Linked DNA regions of Homo sapiens: region 2 is linked to region 1. A link is an interaction called in ENCODE POLR2A ChIA-PET data of the cell type or tissue named here. Cell type or tissue: MCF 10A. All regions are shown on one strand.

Evidence for each region. Peaks named below come from ENCODE experiments on the same cell type or tissue, not always from the same donor. Only the 100,000 strongest peaks of a DNase experiment are listed, where the experiment ranks them.
Region 2: POLR2A ChIA-PET joins it to region 1 with 7 read pairs; 3 of 35 experiments call an interaction of 5 or more read pairs at or near these places.

The regions. Positions count from the first base shown.
Region 1 is chr7:16,768,635-16,773,634 of GRCh38, forward strand. All of the region lies in intron 1 of TSPAN13 (tetraspanin 13), which reads left to right. Among named protein-coding and RNA genes, the nearest start is that of TSPAN13, 17 kb to the left of the region's middle. In MCF 10A, no CTCF peak of the experiment used is centred here; no DNase peak of the experiment used is centred here.
Region 2 is chr7:16,665,394-16,670,393 of GRCh38, forward strand. It overlaps BZW2 (basic leucine zipper and W2 domains 2), which reads left to right. Exons shown (of 12, transcript NM_014038.3): 2 at 44-108. The coding sequence starts at 51. Among named protein-coding and RNA genes, the nearest start is that of BZW2, 22 kb to the left of the region's middle. In MCF 10A, no CTCF peak of the experiment used is centred here; a DNase peak (open chromatin) is centred at 2,848.

The DNA.
Region 1 (5,000 bases):
TAAAATATTTTCTATACTTTTAAGTTGTGCTTAAAGTAGAGTTTATGGTTTGAGGTAGGGATTAATAATATCAGTTTTCAAAATGAGAAGGTGGTTGTCACAAGGCTACTTATTAAAGTCTACTCTTTCTCTGCTGACTTAGAATTTTGCCTCTCTCAAAGACTATGCTGCTGGCTTATTTAGATCTGTATCAGTTACCTGCTTTAACGACTGAACCATTAAAATGAGGTATTTGTCATATCTCTTATTTTATTTTTTTTGAGACAGAGTCTTGCTCTGTCACCCAGGGTGGAGTGCAGTGGCGTGATCTTGGCTCACTGCAAACTCTGCCTCCTGGGTTCAAGCTATTTCTGGCTGATTTTTGTATTTCTAGTAGAGACAGGGTTTCACTATGTTGGCCAGGCTGGTCTCGAACTCCTGACCTCAAGTGATCATCCCGCCTTGGCTTCCCAAAGTGCTAGGATTACACGCATGAGCCACTGTGCCTGGCCATTATAATAGGTTCTGATATTTGTTAGATGGTTTTTAACTTATTTAGTTTTTAAATTTTTAAAATCTATTTAATTTTACTTTAAAAAAAAGAAATATATCCAAAATATGTAGAGTCAGGCTCAAGTTTTGCAGACATGGGTGAAAACAACAACAAGGGTGGCATTCAGGACAGTTAGATTGAACCACTGACAGGACTGATTTGCCACCAGGAGCATTTCTTCTTCATGGTTCTGGTGACAGTGCAGCTGGGCTAAGAAAAAGTGCAGCAGATACAAGCTTTTCTCCTTAATCTTCTTTATCTCTTTGTTTATTTTAGGTCTTCTTTCATGTTCTTCAAATACATTTCACAATTTTCTTCATGAAGATCTTGGACTACTTTTGTTGGATTTCTTCATATATATCTTATATTTTGGGGGTATATTACAAATTATATCCTAAAAAGTATGTGAAAAAAATTTTTTTTGGTGCATCAGCATGTTGTTGATTTTTGTGTATTGATTCTGTTTCTAGCAACTTTGCTGGTTCTTACCAATTTTAATTTTTTTTTGATTTTTTGGATTTCCTTTGTAGATGCTCCTAATAATTTTTGAATAATGAAAGCTGTGTTTCTCTCCTCCCATTGTTATTTTGTATTTACACTTAGTTGTCTAAAACCCCACCACAATGCTGAATAGATGTGGTGAAAGTCCACACCCTGTCTTATTCCTGAATTTTGGAGAAAATGTTTATGATTTATTTTTATCTTACCATTAGCTAGAATAATCTTTCCTATCTTTTGTCACTGAGTGTGATTTTTGCTTTGGCTTTTTGATCGGTATTTATCAGTTTAAAAATTTGGAAGGATTTATTATTAACCTTTCTCTTAAATAATTTTGCCAAGGGCTGTTACTTTTCTCTCCTTTAATGAAGCTTTATGTATTCTTTCTATTGTAAGTTTCTCTTCTTTCTCCTACCATTGGGTTTGTTTTATGTGACTCTTTTTTAAGTTTGCATTTTTAAAAATATGGGTTTTTAAAATAGTTTTTATTCCCCTTTTATCTTTTTATTTTTCTGTTTAATATTTTTTATTTTATTATTTTATTATTATTATTATTTTTGAAATGGAGTCTCACTCTGTTGCCCAGGCTGGAGTGCAGTGGCACAATCTCGGCTCACTGCAGCCTCTGCCTCTCGGGTTCAAGTGATTCTCCTGCTTCAGCCTCCCAAGTAGCTGGGATTACAGGTGCCCACCATCACACCCGGCTATTTTTTAAAAAATATTTTGGTAGAGACAGAGTTTCACCATGTTGGCCAGACTGCTCTTGAACAACTGACCTCAAGTGATCCACCCGCTTCGGCCTCCCAAAGTGTTGGGATTACAGGCGTGAGCCACCGCGCCCAGCCCCCTTTTATCTTTTTAGTCAGTTTAAAATATTTTGTTTTAGTCTCCTTCAGTTAGTTCTGTCATCTCAAGTTCTTGGGAGCTTTTATCCTTCTTTTGTTATATTTGTCATATCTCTCTCATGGTAAATTTTTTTCTTAGTCATTTTGTGATTTTTTGATTGGCAGCAATGTTTTTATTTTTTTCTTTGGGAATCCTGTAAGGGCTGGGATTTGGAAGGGTCCCTCCTGAGCAAATTTTGGATATGCGTTTATGAGCTTTTCTCCCCCAAATGCCGTCACCTCTTGTAATCAGCTTTTATTTGAATTGTTTGTCTTGAGGATTCCTGCATGCCTGAGGCAGTGTACTCTTAGACTGCAAGCATGGGCATGATAGGCTCTTGTTTGATAGGCTCGTGTTTCTCTTTCTTGAAAACTTTTTGAAGAGACTGAAAAGTCTTTGCTCTCTTTCTGGATAGGTTGTTGTGGTTTTTCTCTAACCCCTGACACTGAAAATACAGCTTTTTGGAGATCCCAGTTATGCAAGGGTCTCAGTTCCACTTCCTAGCTCTGCTATGAAACCTAAATCCTTTCCCGTTAGGGACTGTTCTGATCCAGGAACTCCTTCCCCACCTGCTCATGGGACCCCACAGCACCAGCTGTATGCTTACAGTTCTAGCTTTCGATTCTCCTTTCATTTCTGACCTGTAGGAATTTCCCATAGTTTTTCTGTGCTCACTTACGTATTTAAATAAAATGTTACAGTCTTTTCAGTGTTTTAAAATATTTGTAGCTGAAAGGATTCTGTGGTAGCTCAGTTGCCCATGTTCCAAGAACCCTCTGTGGTGGGCTAAATAACCACACACTCCAAAAAGTCGTTCATATCCTAATCCTTGAAACCTACAAACACGTTACTTTACATAACTAAAAGGACTTTGAAGATGTGATTAAATGAAGAATCTTGAGATGGGGAGATTATTCTGGATTATCTGGGTGAGCTTTATGGAATCACACAGGTCCTTGGAAGAGGGAGGAAAGAGGGTCAGAGTCAAAAAATGATGTGCATATTTGAGGGGTTTGAACATGATATGCTCCTGGCTTTGAAGACAGAGGAAGGGGTTATATGCCAAGGAATGCAGAAAACCCTCAGAAACTAGACGAAGCAAGGAAACAGATTCTCCCTCTGGAGCTTTCAGGAGTACAACCTGACCAACACAGCCTCCAGAACTGTAAGGCAATACATTTGTGTTATTTTAAGCCACTACACTTGTGTTAATTTGCAAAAGCAGCGATAGGAAACCCTCTTTGATGGTTTTAGAGGACTGCCTGGTAGTGGTAATTAGGGTAGACTGAAAACTATATTGAAGACACAGCAGAATCAACTTGGTGAGGAATGCCCTTGACAGAGGGTTATGTAGAAGGAAGCAGCCTCTTTTTTGCCTCTATCTGCAGGAAAAGAAAAAAACCAGAACAGAGGTACTTGTGAATATTCTAGATAACATTCTCAATAATAGCATAAAGCCTAATCTGAGAACTAAATAGTGTTTTCTCCCCTCTTTTTGGTTGTAGAGATCTTTTCTTTACATTTACATTAATAGATTCTCATTATTAATGAGCCTATTAGTTGGCAACTGAGTGAGCATTGAAGAGTTTCCTCATTTTGCCGAAACGATGATGCAGATAATGTATTTGCTTTGCGGCGAGGATGCCCATGAGGGTACCAGAACACTTCACCCCAGCTACATGATAAGGATTCCACTGATGGTAAAATTCCAGGCAGGTTCTATAACAGTGAGAGGTTCCTGATTTGTCAAACTCCAAATAGGTGAATTGTTCTGTATTTCTTTTCTAGGACTGCTGTAGCAAATTACCACGAACATGGTGACTCAAAATAACAGAAATTTATCCCCTCACAGTCCTGGAGACCAGAAGTCCAAAATCAAGGTGTCCACAGAGTCAGGCTCTCTCAGGGACCTGGGGGAGAATCTGTTCTTGCGTCTTCCATTTTCTGGTGGCTGCTGGCATTCCTTGTGGCTGCATTAGTCTCTGCCTCTTTTTTTTATGTCACTTTCTACATTGTGTGTGTCTCTCTCTAATTTCCCTGTGCCTCTCTCTTAAGGATACCTGTTATGACATTTAGGGCCCACCTCATAATCTAGGATAAGCACCTCCTTTAAAGATCCTTAATTTAGTTCCATCTTTTACCACATAAGATAATGTTTATCCTTGGCCGGGCGCGGTGGCTCATGCCTGTAATCCCAGCAATTTGGGAGGCCGAGGCAGGTGGATCACCTGAGGTCAGGAGTTCGAGACCAGCCTGGCCAACATGGTGAAACCCCGTCTCTACTAAAAATACAAAAATTAGCTGGACGTGGTGGCATATGCCTGTAATCCCAGCTACTGGGAAGGCTGAGGTGGGAGAATCACTTGAACGCGGGAGGTGGAGGTCGCAGTGAGCCGAAATTGCGCCACTGCACTCCAGCCCGGGTGAGAGAGCAAAACTCTGTCTCCAAAAAATAAAATAAAATAAAAAATAAATAAATAATAAATACTTATTCTTTTACTACTGAAGATTATATTCACAGAGGGGTCAGCTGGGCTATTCTGTTTATCTGAATTTTTTTGTGTGTCAGGGGGAGATTATTGTTCTATACTCTTACTCGCCTTATAAAAAATCTTGGGGGGGGGCGGTTAGCAATTATTTGATTATTTGTCCTATTGTAATTTTTCATTCTCTTCTATACCGACTTCTAGAGCAGGGGTCCGAAAACTACAGCCCACAGCCAGATCCATCTCATTGACTATTTTTGTACAGCCTGCTAACTTAGAATGGTTTCACATTTTTGAATGTTAAAAAAAAAAAAAAAGGAGGAATGATATTTTGTGATGCATTAAAATTATATGAATTCAAATTTTGGTATGTATAAATAGTTATTGGAACACAGCCCTGCCTGCTCATTTGTTTACATATTGTCTGTCACTGCTTTTGTGTACAGGGGCAGAGTTGGGTAGTTGTGGCAGAGACCATGTGATCTGCAAAGCCTGATAATAAATATCTGGCCGTTTGCAGAGAAAGTTTGCCAAGCCCTGTTCTAATAGGGATGTCTTGTCTCTGGCTTTTAGCACATAGCATCAAGTACTTGTCGGTG
Region 2 (5,000 bases), 100 kb before region 1:
CTGCTTATCTGAAATACATAATCTTTATTTTCTTTGTTTTCAGAAATTTTATGAATAAGCATCAGAAGCCAGTGCTAACAGGCCAGCGGTTCAAAACTCGGAAAAGGGGTAGGTTGTGTGTGTGTGTGTGTGTGTGTTTAAAGTTGTAACCAAAATATAAGATTGGAGAAGAATCTGAATGATCCCTGTTTCCCCCAGCCTCACTGATTCTACTCATTTGAGCTCTGAGTGTAGAATCTGAAGTGCTTTAGTGAAACCATAGAACTGCCAGTTACTTGTTGGACAAGTTATTTAATTTGCCTGTGCTACTTGTTTTCATCTACAGAATGGGATAGATATCTCTGTTCAGGTTGTCTTAGGAGGTTATGAAGGCAATTGATAAATTTTACTGGTTTTGACATTAGCATTGTATTTGGTTTTTGCTTTCTTTGTCGTTTTATGAAAACGTTGATGGCAAAGATGATAAAATGAAAAGTAAATTAGGAAGTGAGATATTGAAGAGTTTTTTAATTTTTCAGAAATGAAGAAGTCAAAATAAATCTACTGCCCTAAATTCCCCTTAAAAACCATATTTTCAAGTGTCTTCAATTGTGGTAAGAGTAGTTATAGACCCATTTTGATGATGACTGGTAAAATTTCTATTTGTGTGAGTGACTGTTTTTTTATAATGTTCATCTTAGCATTCTTTTTGTGTAAATAATATTTTATATATTTTTTTAGAGACAGGGTCTTGCACTGTCACCCAGGTTGGAGTGCAGTGGTGTGATGATAGCTCACTGCATCCTCAAACACCTGGGCTCAAGTGGTCCTTTCACCTCAGCCTCCCAAGTAGCTGGGACTATAGGTGCACACCACCACACCTGGCTACGTTTTAAAAAAATTTTTTTGTAGAGACAGGGTCTCAAACTCCTGGCCTCAAGCAGTCCTCCTCCCTTGGCCTCCCAAAGTGCTGAGATTGTGGATGTGAGCCACTGCACCTGGCCTGTATAAAAGACTTTTATTTATTTATTTATTTATTTATTTATTTAGAGACGGAGTCTTGCTCCGTCGTCAGGCTGGAGTGCAGTGGCGCCATCTCGGCTCACTGCAACCTCCTCCTCCCAGGTTCAAGCGATTCTCCTGCCTCAGCCTCCCAAGTAGCTGGGATTACAGGCAACCGCCATCATACCCAGCTAATTTTTGTATTTTAAGTACAGACGGGGTTTCACCATATTGGCCAGGCTGGTCTCGATCTCCTGACCTTGTGATCCGCCTATTTATTTATTATTAATTAATTAGTGGCTTATTTATTTTTGAAATAGGGTCTTGCTCTGACACCTAGGCTGGAATACAGTGGTGCCATGACAGCTACTGCAGACTCAACCTCCTGGGCTCCAGTGCTCCTCCCACCTCAGCCACCCAAGGAGCCACTTTTGTGTGGAGACAAGGTCTTGCTATGTTGTTGAAGCTGGGTTCAAGCGATGTTCATGTCTTAGCCTCCCAGAGTGATGGGATTACAGGCATGAGCCACTACACCAAGCCAAGAATATTTTAAACATGATTTTATATTTAGTCAGTTTTGCATAATTATATAGAGGTCCTCTTGGATGTAAGAATAGCTGAACTGGGGCCAGGCGTGGTGGCTCATGCCTGTAATCCCAACACTTTGGGAGGCCGAGGCGAGTGGATCACCTAAGGTTGGTAGTTTGAGACCAGCCTGACCAACATGGAGAAACCCAGTCTCTACTAAAAGTACAAAATTAGCCAGGCGTGGTGGCGCATGCCTGTAATCCCAGCTATTCTGGAGGCTGAGGCAAGGAGAATCGCTTGAACCCAGGATTGGGAGGTCAGTGAGCCGACATTGCACCACTGCACTGCAGCCTGGGCAACGAGTGAAGCTCCATCTCAAAAAAAAAAAAACAAAAAAAAAAACGCTGAACTGGAACTCAATAGGGAAACTTTTTCAAAGAGGAAACATGATGTGAGTGATTAAATTAAATAAAGTTGAAGGGAATTACTGAAAAATATTTAAGGAAGTATGTATAAAGGTAAAAGATGTTGGAGCAGAATCACATGTAATGATCTTGCAGGACTAAATTATCTCTTTAATAACTGACTTTATATGCCTTTGGCAGTCAGTGCTAAGCAGCCTGTGTTCTCTTGCAGTGCTGTCTCCATTTAAGTAACAAGTCTAGTCACGTAGACGGAAAAGAAATTGCAATATAATAGATCATTTGGATCAGAAGAGTTTGTAAGAGTCACTAGGAAGCAGTAAGACTGAATTTAACTGTGTGCTATCTGCTGGGAAGCTTCATGTTCAAAGTAAAATATAAAAATTAAAAAAAATTCAAGTGACCGGAAAATAGTTACTTTGTACAGTTTTTCTGTTTTGCACTCTCCCTTTTCTATTTTTTTCATTTCTGGCCTATCCGCATGAGAAGAATAAGTACAAGTATAGCCTGAGCCACTTCTCTATTTAGTCCTCATCTTACTCTTACAAATTGTGCCCCACTACATTGCCCCTTGCCATCTGGAAGCAGATATCAAACACAAAGTGCTAACCAGAATTCATTGTCTTATTGTTTAAAGCAGTCTTGGAAAAAAGGACATGGATGATTTTAAAAGGATTTATCAGTAATGACCAATATAGTTCAGAAACCTAATTACAGTGAAGGTATTGTGGAGCCTAGTAATGTGATAATAGCTAATATATGCCCAGCTATGAGGCACAGAAACGTTGGCTATTGCCTGCCGCTGGGGGATCGTGTTAATCTCAGAGCTGGATCTCCACCTCAAGCATCTTTATTAGTGTGACGCTAATTCACTGGAACTGAGCTCAAGAGAGGGCCTCAGAATGTGTTGCACAACAGCAGACGTGAGTCAGCGAGTAAACTGGCCCTTACGTTTGTCTTCAGTTAAGAACCAGAAAGTTTTCTCTCCTTCAGAACCGGTTTGCCTCTGAATCACTTGGTGGTCAAGATTGTGCTGTTGGAGTGCTCAGGGAGAGCCACTGAGAAATATATATTATTTGCCAGTTGATCTAGATTCATATAACTCATATCTCTTGGGGATTGAAGCAACACTTGAGCCATTTTGTGCCAAACTCCTGATGGGGGAATAAAAATTGAGTCAACTTCATTTTCTGCTCTTCTTAGTAGTGAAACGCCTCCTGATGATTTCTCATCCTTAACTTTTCTTTGCTATTATGAAGGGGCTGACATCAAATAAGTGATTAGCAATTTTGTAGAGCTGGGGAAAATTACTACTGAGGATATTTCAAGGTCCTTGTGATAGGCTGTTTTCTGAAGATAGGTCTTCACTTTGAAACATTTCCTAGCAAAGCCAGTGCTCCTGCATGCCAAGTTAGTATGACAATGTATTTCTTATTGCATTGTCGTTACTGCTTAGCATTAAAATACAAACGTCATGGCAGGACACATTATATAATAGAACTCTAATCAGATTCTCTTTTCCTTTATGAAACACATCTCACTTATGATATATTCTCCAAAGTAATTATGTTTTTTCCTGTGACTTGTGAAAATCTGAAAAGATGAAAATTTCTCCCATGAGCAATTGGATTATGCTTTGCTAAATGAAACATTTAATAATCAAACTGTTCTTTCTGTACATTTTTAGAAAAATTGGATTACAATTAGTGAAAACAAGAGAGAGAAAAAAAGGCCAAACTGCAGGCATTCAGCATGACCATGTGCTCAGGTTTCTCCCTGAGACTTTAGCTCTGTAAATAATGTTTTTTGTTTTTGTTGTTGGAGACAGTCTCACTCTGTCATCTAGGCTGGAGTTCAGTGGCGCAATCTCAGCTCACTGCAGCCTCTCCCTCCCAGATTCAAGTGATTCTTGTGCCTCAACCTCCCGAGTAGCTGGGATTACAGGCGTGCACCACCACACCCAGCTAAGTTTTGTATTTTTTAGTAAACCTGAAGTTTCATCATGTTGCTCAGGTTCGTCTCAGAACGCCTGGGCTCAAGTGATCCATCTACCTTGGCCTCCCAAAGTGCTGGGATTACAGGCGTGAGCCACCATGCCCAGCCATGTAATATTGGTTTTAAATCACTTTTAGCTTTATAGTAAGTGGTGTTAATAACTAAATGAGCAAACCTTTAAATCTTGAAATATATGTGCAAATATGAGTATGTGTATATATATAATTAGAAAATACATTTGATTTTACAGGAAAAAAGAAAATATGTGATTTTTAAAATTCATTGCTACATCTCAGTGACATCCAGAAAGGGATGTAGGTTCTGCTATTATATCACTTCACTAATGTGTTTTTAACCAGTTACTGTAGTTCCCACAGTAAGCAAGTTAGGTAATGTATACGCATATTTGAGTGTCAGAATTAGGCCCATTTCTTCTCTATGTCAGTACAAGGGCTATGATGACTAACTCTTGAGTATCACAATTATGATTCACCAGCACAGTTTAAATTGGAGACCCTAATTATATCCTTCTCACTTCAAGGCAGACTTGAACTGCCAAATGGAAATCCAAGGAGGCAATGGCATATTTTCATTCGAATTTTGTTAGTATTTCTGCTAGACTGTCCTCTAATAAAATGCAAACTACATTTACTGTACTTTCAGATGAAAAAGACTCTTTAGTTCCAAAGTTGTCTTGTTTCTCAAGTTTTCATTAGTGTTCTTGCCATTTTCTTATATGGGAATTTTCTAGTCCTTTTGATGGTCACTTTGTTTTAGCAGCTGGGAGCTTTTTTCAGCCTGCAAAACAATTATTAGTCCTTTCGGTCCATCATAAGTTTTTAAGATTTCCAAGCTGTAAGTAATCATTTTGACCTACCACCCTTATTGCTCACTGTTGAAATATCCTTGGCTGTAGTATGCTATCTTCCTTTTTCTGTTTGCTGGTAATTCTTTTGGAATGGGAGGATGAAGATCTTTTTACAAACAAGTTTTTAAGTTGTGTCTTACATTGAAAACAAAGTCCTCTGCATTGATTCTTGGCATAATCTGGGTTTTTCCTCATTTATCCATTTA